Regions from separate parts of the Mus musculus genome. Here region 2 is linked to region 1. The links are chromatin loops, found by intact Hi-C in ENCODE. Cell type or tissue: left cerebral cortex. All regions are shown on one strand. Links, peaks and the distances in the headings refer to the core of each region. The heading gives the core; the rest is flanking DNA. Region 1 overlaps Rps6ka2 (ribosomal protein S6 kinase, polypeptide 2). Region 2 holds the start of Rps6ka2 (ribosomal protein S6 kinase, polypeptide 2).

Region 1 (2,902 bases), core at 176-2,675:
CAAGCTAGTTCAGTCTCACCCGCAGGGAAAATCTGAGGTAATATAACGGCCGCTCTCCTCCTGCACTGGCTCTAAGGAGCACATACATTTTGACACATTGGCCTCCTTGTTTCCAGCTCTTTTTCTGCTTACCAGAAACATGAAAGTGTATTGTAGACACCATGACACTTTCCTTGTAGGAGAATCTACTGCTGTGCCTTAAGAATAAGGACCCTTTCTCACAGGCTTTAGTGTCCTATCATCCTGTAGTGTCTCTGGCCTTCATTCCATGCTTATCACCGCTCCTGCCATTTCAAGCTCTTATTTTCCTCAGCCTTGGGTCTTTCAACTTGTGTGTGTGTGTGTGTTGTATTATGACATTCTTTTCAGTATGTATTTTATGACATTCACATTCAGCCATCTGGAATACAGACTTCATTAGTTTTGAGGCAAAACAAATGAACAAAAATAGAGGCTGACAACCACTACAGCAATGCTAAGACCCTACAGGCTAACTGGTATACCCAGGAGACAGCACCCACTTGGCCTCTCGGAGGAATGACTGAATATCTAGAATGACCACAGTGACAGGTGCATCATATTACATTGCTCATCGATATTTAGAATGGCAATGTACATTTAAAGTGTTATTAAAGAAATCCTTCCCCAAGGATGATGTGGTGATAACAAAGTGGAATATGACATGGTTTTCCACCTGTGATTTAGACCTAACTCATAGTCCTGGAAGTCAGCGTTCTCACCCTGAAGCGAGCATGCATTTTCTTCTCAGGAGGAAATTATGTTCCACTGATTGAGAAGGAAAACAGTGCCCTCCGGCCAGCTCTCTAAGAGAGTAACTCGGCCCATGCATGGACAGTCACTGCAATGCCAGGCGTGACTCTTGGTGGTTGAGGGGTGGCTCTTTGGGAGGCATGGACGTGAGTCAGAAGAGGGAAGGGACCTAAGCAGGATATTGCCGGTAGAGCGTACTTCTTGTGATGTTTTTGCTGTGGGAGAGGAGCACTGATACACAGCTCCACAGACACACATGCCTACAGGACCAGGGTCATGAATGTGTCTCCCTCCCACTTTCTCCCTCCACGTCCTCCCTGCCCACTGCTGTTCCATCACCATCTCTTCATGCCGTCTGTGCTAGCATTTAGCATGAGAAGCCGAAGTTCAGCCTTCTAGAAGAGGCTGGTAAAGAGATCCACAGAAGAGGGCAGCAGTGGGAAACTGCAAGTGCTGAGGAAAGTGGAGAGAAGACGACGAACCTTACAAGAACAGCATGTCAAGAGGCTGCAGACCAGGACTCAACAGGTGCTGGGCAGCCTGGGTGCAGCACAGAGAGGCTGTAGTGGGCAGGGCCAGCTTGCTGTCATGAAGTACATAAGATCCAGGAAGGAGGCAGGACATACCCATGGCACAGAGCCATGGCTGGACCTGATTGAAATGCCTGTGGGAATTGTGAGAGGCTGGTGCTCAGCCCCGAAGACACTGAGCTAGCATGAGGCAGACCAGAGAACTGAGACCAGGAACGGAACATCCCACAACAAGTGAGCGCTTATCGTAACCTGGATTTTGAGAAATTACCTTGAAGGGAAGCTATAGGGCTGTCAGGAGGATGCCACCTGCAGCCACCCTGGGTGAAACGCTGAGACTGGTGGGAGTCTGGGCTACGGCTTTGCTAGCAATGCGGATGTAAAGCCCCTGTCCTGTACAGGGGTCAACTTGGGAAGTATAGAATGTCAGAGGCCCTTGATGGGGACCTCAGGGGTATTGCTGTCCTGTACCAGGATTTAGAGAGGACACACCCCATTGTGGAGAGCAACAGGAAGGATGACAGAAGATGGAGAGCAATCCAGAAGCATGAGAGAAGCACGCTGCCCCATACTGGACAGTCCCAGACCACCCACCAGTGTGAGAGCAGACACGGGGGGAATGAAGAATCATTAGAACCTTTGAAACCTCACTCTTCCTGGGGTCTGCAATAGGACTGGGCAAGTAAAACCAGAGACGTCCGTGCCTCTGCCATGCCTTTGCAATGACTTTTACAAGTTTTGATATGCTTTTATTTTCTTACATATATAGCCCAGGGTGGACTTGATCTCATTTCCTTCCTTCAAGCTTTCAAGGCCTATTTTTTTGAATTAAAAACTTTCACCTACCCACTCTTGGAGAAATACCCTACCTTGATGCAGATAAAAACATGGGCTCCTGCTTATGCCAGGTTGAGAGTATCTTTAACCCACCAACTTCCCTGATGGTGCCCTGGAGACTCCAGAGGGGGTCTCTCCACCGACCACGGCTCCCAGGAGAAAATCAACCATGAGAGACGAATAAGAAAGGATGTGGGGAATTGTAGGCTGGTCTCCATTCGAGCTGAGGTCTGAACCCCAATGGTCATAATTCACCTACATGACATGGTAGGCATTCCCTCATGCTCTTAGAACTCCAGCCCCTGCCTAAGGTACCACCTCCCACAGCCCCCACGAGAGAAGCATGGTCAGTAGTAACGTAAGCAATGGCCCAAGCTTCTGACCTTCAGGCTAAATTCCTCCCCAGTTACCTAGCTACAGTGAAGACCATTAACAGGGCTGTTAAGCCCCCACCTTGCTCTCTTATTCCTTTGTCCTCTTACCTCTCACTTCTCTCTCCTCTTCCCTTTCTCTTTGTCTTCTTCTTTCCTCTCCTCTCTCCTTTTCTCTCTAGCCTTTCCTCTTCTCTCTCTCTCTCCTTTCTACCTTCTCTCTTTCCCCTGCATTTCTATAATAAGGCTCTAAAACCATAGAGTCTCTGCTCTGCTCCTTCAAGTTCCGCTGCGCACTCTGGTCAGTGTTGGGAACTTCTTCCCTCTTCCTTCTCTCCCACAACCCTGGTGGCTTTAGCAAAGTAGCTCCGGGGAGGTGGGGGTGTTCCCAGG
Region 2 (2,902 bases), core at 125-2,624, 75 kb after region 1:
TTTTTTTCTAACCACACACACAATTCCATATGGGCCTGCACTGAAGCAGGGACATCAATGTTCCATGAAATCTCTAGGTTAGTTGTCAACTTTCTCTTACACACTTCACTAGCAAAGCGGGTCACACGGTTTTGCTCTCTATGGACTCATCAACAACGTGGTCTGAGCACTGGGATGAGGATAGTTTAGTTGTTAGTCAGAAATGAAAGCCACCGTTAAAATCACAGACGACTGGACATGGAAGATGCGAGACCTGCAAAGGTCAAGATTTTCCGGCATCCCTCGGGTTTCAGAGCCAATCTATCTCAAAGCCTGGGCTGCGGGGGAATTGCGTCAGGCACTCCACCACCTAGGAACACCAAAATGCACAGAGCCCTCTTGAGTTGCTTTGGTCAACTCTACACTGATCTCAAATACCCTGATCCACACAGTACCAGACTCAAGGTAAAACGGGCAGGCGCCAGAGGCTACAAAACTTAGGACTCATGTAGCCTCCCAAAGCACTCCCACACCACGCGGCAACCCAGCTGCACCGACCGCACCCCTCCTCTAAAGCCTCTCTCTAGGAGTGACCCCGAATCCTGTGCACACAGGGGCACTAGAAAGAAATTCACTGAGGTTAACTTCAATCGCAGCAAGGACTCGCTCTCTGCAGTTGTTATGAAGTGCTAACATTTGGAGTCGATTTGATAGATTTTCATGACAACTGGACCAGTTTTCAAATAACTTCCCACAGCTGGCTCCGGTCTGGGGTGATGATGCACTGGACTGTAGCCGCACGCCCTGAGGCTCTACATGCCCACTCCAGGCGCAGCGGGGACCCGCATCCTGCGCGCTCCCGGGGAGGGCCTTTACCTCGAGGCGACTCAGACTGGAGCTCTTGGAGCGCGACTTCTTGCGCAGGTACACGGAGAAGAACCTGCGCACCGTGAACTTCTTCATGCTCAGCTCCATCGCCCCGCGCCCAGCTGCCAGGAGCCGCAGGGCCGGCGGGCGCGCATCCCCGGCACATCCCAGGCTAGGCAGCGCGCTGGCGGGCACGCGCGCCGGGGAGCCCGACGCGGCGGCCCTCGGCGCGGATGCGGGCTGCAAGCACAAAGGGCAGGCCGCACCGGCCACCGGGCCCGGGTCCCTGGATCACTCCCGCGGCGCCTTTGCCTCCGGCCAGGAGTACCAGCTCCCGGCAACCTGCCCCGCCCATAGACTACACCCAGCGTCGTTCCGACCAACCAGAGTGCGACGCTGCGCCACGCCTACACGCCCACCCACCAATCAGTGCCCGCAGCCAGAGCTCTTTTCCCCTTTAGTCGGAAAACCTACTCCGGACAGCCCCACCCTCACCCCGCCCACCACCGTACTCTCCAATTATCACCAGCCATCCTGCCCAGGGGCGTTGTCCCCGTGAACGCCTCCAATCAGCGCCGTTGCCTACTCCTCCCTCTCCTACAACTCCTGCCCTCAGAGAACAGTGGGGTGCAGTATCGCCCTGCCCACTGCCACGGCCGCCAATCAGCGCCCACGCCCGTTGTGAGCTTAATCAGTCGCTCCTGAGGCACGCTGCTCTTGTCCTGTCTCCCTGCCTCTTCTGTCCGAGCTGTTGTGTTCTTCTCCGAACACCTCTGTCCACTTGGACTCCACGCTTAGCATTTTGAATTTCTCTGCAAAGCAAAACTTTAATGACCTAGCATGCTAGAAAAGCGCCCACAAGCACTACACTCGGGTCACTCCTACAGCTGGTCCCTGCAACTCCTTGCTTATTGGGGAATCATTGGGAGAGGACCCCGCCTGCTTCGCAGTGTCAGCGGCCTTCCTCCTCTCGGTGAGGACGCCTCACGTGGTCGGGGCCAGCAGCTGAGAACAAAGGCTCACATCCGCTCTCTGTGACCTCGGGCTCCATTTATAGACAATTATCCTCACAGATGACTATCAGGGCCAGCAGCAGGAACATCCTGAGTCTCAGTCTGAGGAAGCAATCAGAGCCTGCTTTAACCTAAGTCCAAATGATCCTTCCTAGTCACACAAAAAGAAAGGCTGAGGTTAATAAAGTCTTATGCCCCGTGGCAGAATAGAAGCAGATTAGAGAAGAGCTGAGGGTAAGCCCAGTTCCTTTGGCCACTGGAGAAAACAGATTCACTCTCCTGCATGATATGCAGCCCACCGGGCAGTTCTCAACACTTTCCCACCCAGACTGGTGGTAGTCATAAAGGACACAGGAATCAAAAGATCCAACATGCTGGGAAACCCACGTCACATAAAACATCAAAGGGCTAATTTCACCTGGAGCAGGAGTCAGTCCCATCTAGAGCGGGCTTTTAGGAACTGCTATCCCTCTGGTGTGGGGCTCCAGAGATAGGCTGCATGCAGTGTAAGGGTTTGCAGCTTCAGTAGAGACAGTGTACACTGGCTTGTGACTTGTGACTTGACCTCAGCATCTCTCCCCGTGATGTCTTAGCTCCCAGAGGTGCCTTCTAAGGATGAAATCAGGAGAATGGGCTAAGATCGGGTCCTCTAAGCAAACCTTCTTGGCTACTCTTGGAATGTTTATTATTTTACACTGCCTGAGGGCAAGGCCTGGTCCTTTTTCAAGGAGACTTTAGCAATTAGAGTACCTAATCATAAACTCCTATGGAGAATTGGTTCCTAAGACTCCTGAATTGGCAAGGTCTTGGAGAGCTGAGGGCAGAGACCTCTGGCTCACATTCGTTAGTGGTCTCCCTGATCACTCTGCTATCACCCCCCCCAGGAAGCTGATCTTGGCTCTTTTTCTAGACTTGGGGACCCCCTGAGTTAACTAGGTTCAGAAGCTCACCCCTTCTGAAATTGCTTGCAATTAAGTAAGAAAATCTGGAGAGCAGAAAGTCTCCAAAACACTGGATATGAAGCTCAAAAGCAAGCAATGCAA

What was found. A loop is a pair of places that touch in the nucleus more often than their neighbours do. Peaks named below come from ENCODE experiments on the same cell type or tissue, not always from the same donor. Only the 100,000 strongest peaks of a DNase experiment are listed, where the experiment ranks them.
Region 2: a loop joins it to region 1, with 2.2 times the contacts of the local background. A loop is called at or near these places in 2 of 42 quality-filtered maps.

The regions. Positions count from the first base shown.
Region 1 is chr17:7,243,730-7,246,631 of GRCm38, reverse strand. All of the region lies in intron 3 of Rps6ka2 (ribosomal protein S6 kinase, polypeptide 2), which reads right to left. Among named protein-coding and RNA genes, the nearest start is that of Rps6ka2, 75 kb to the right of the region's middle. In left cerebral cortex, for the core only: a CTCF peak has its summit at 1,192 (motif pointing right); a DNase peak (open chromatin) is centred at 1,234.
Region 2 is chr17:7,168,397-7,171,298 of GRCm38, reverse strand. Rps6ka2 (ribosomal protein S6 kinase, polypeptide 2) reads right to left here and starts at 1,184. Exons shown (of 21, transcript NM_011299.4): 1 at 856-1,184. The coding sequence starts at 954. In left cerebral cortex, for the core only: no CTCF peak of the experiment used is centred there; DNase peaks (open chromatin) are centred at 415 and 1,352; H3K4me3 peaks cover 1,913 bases; H3K27ac peaks cover 1,603 bases.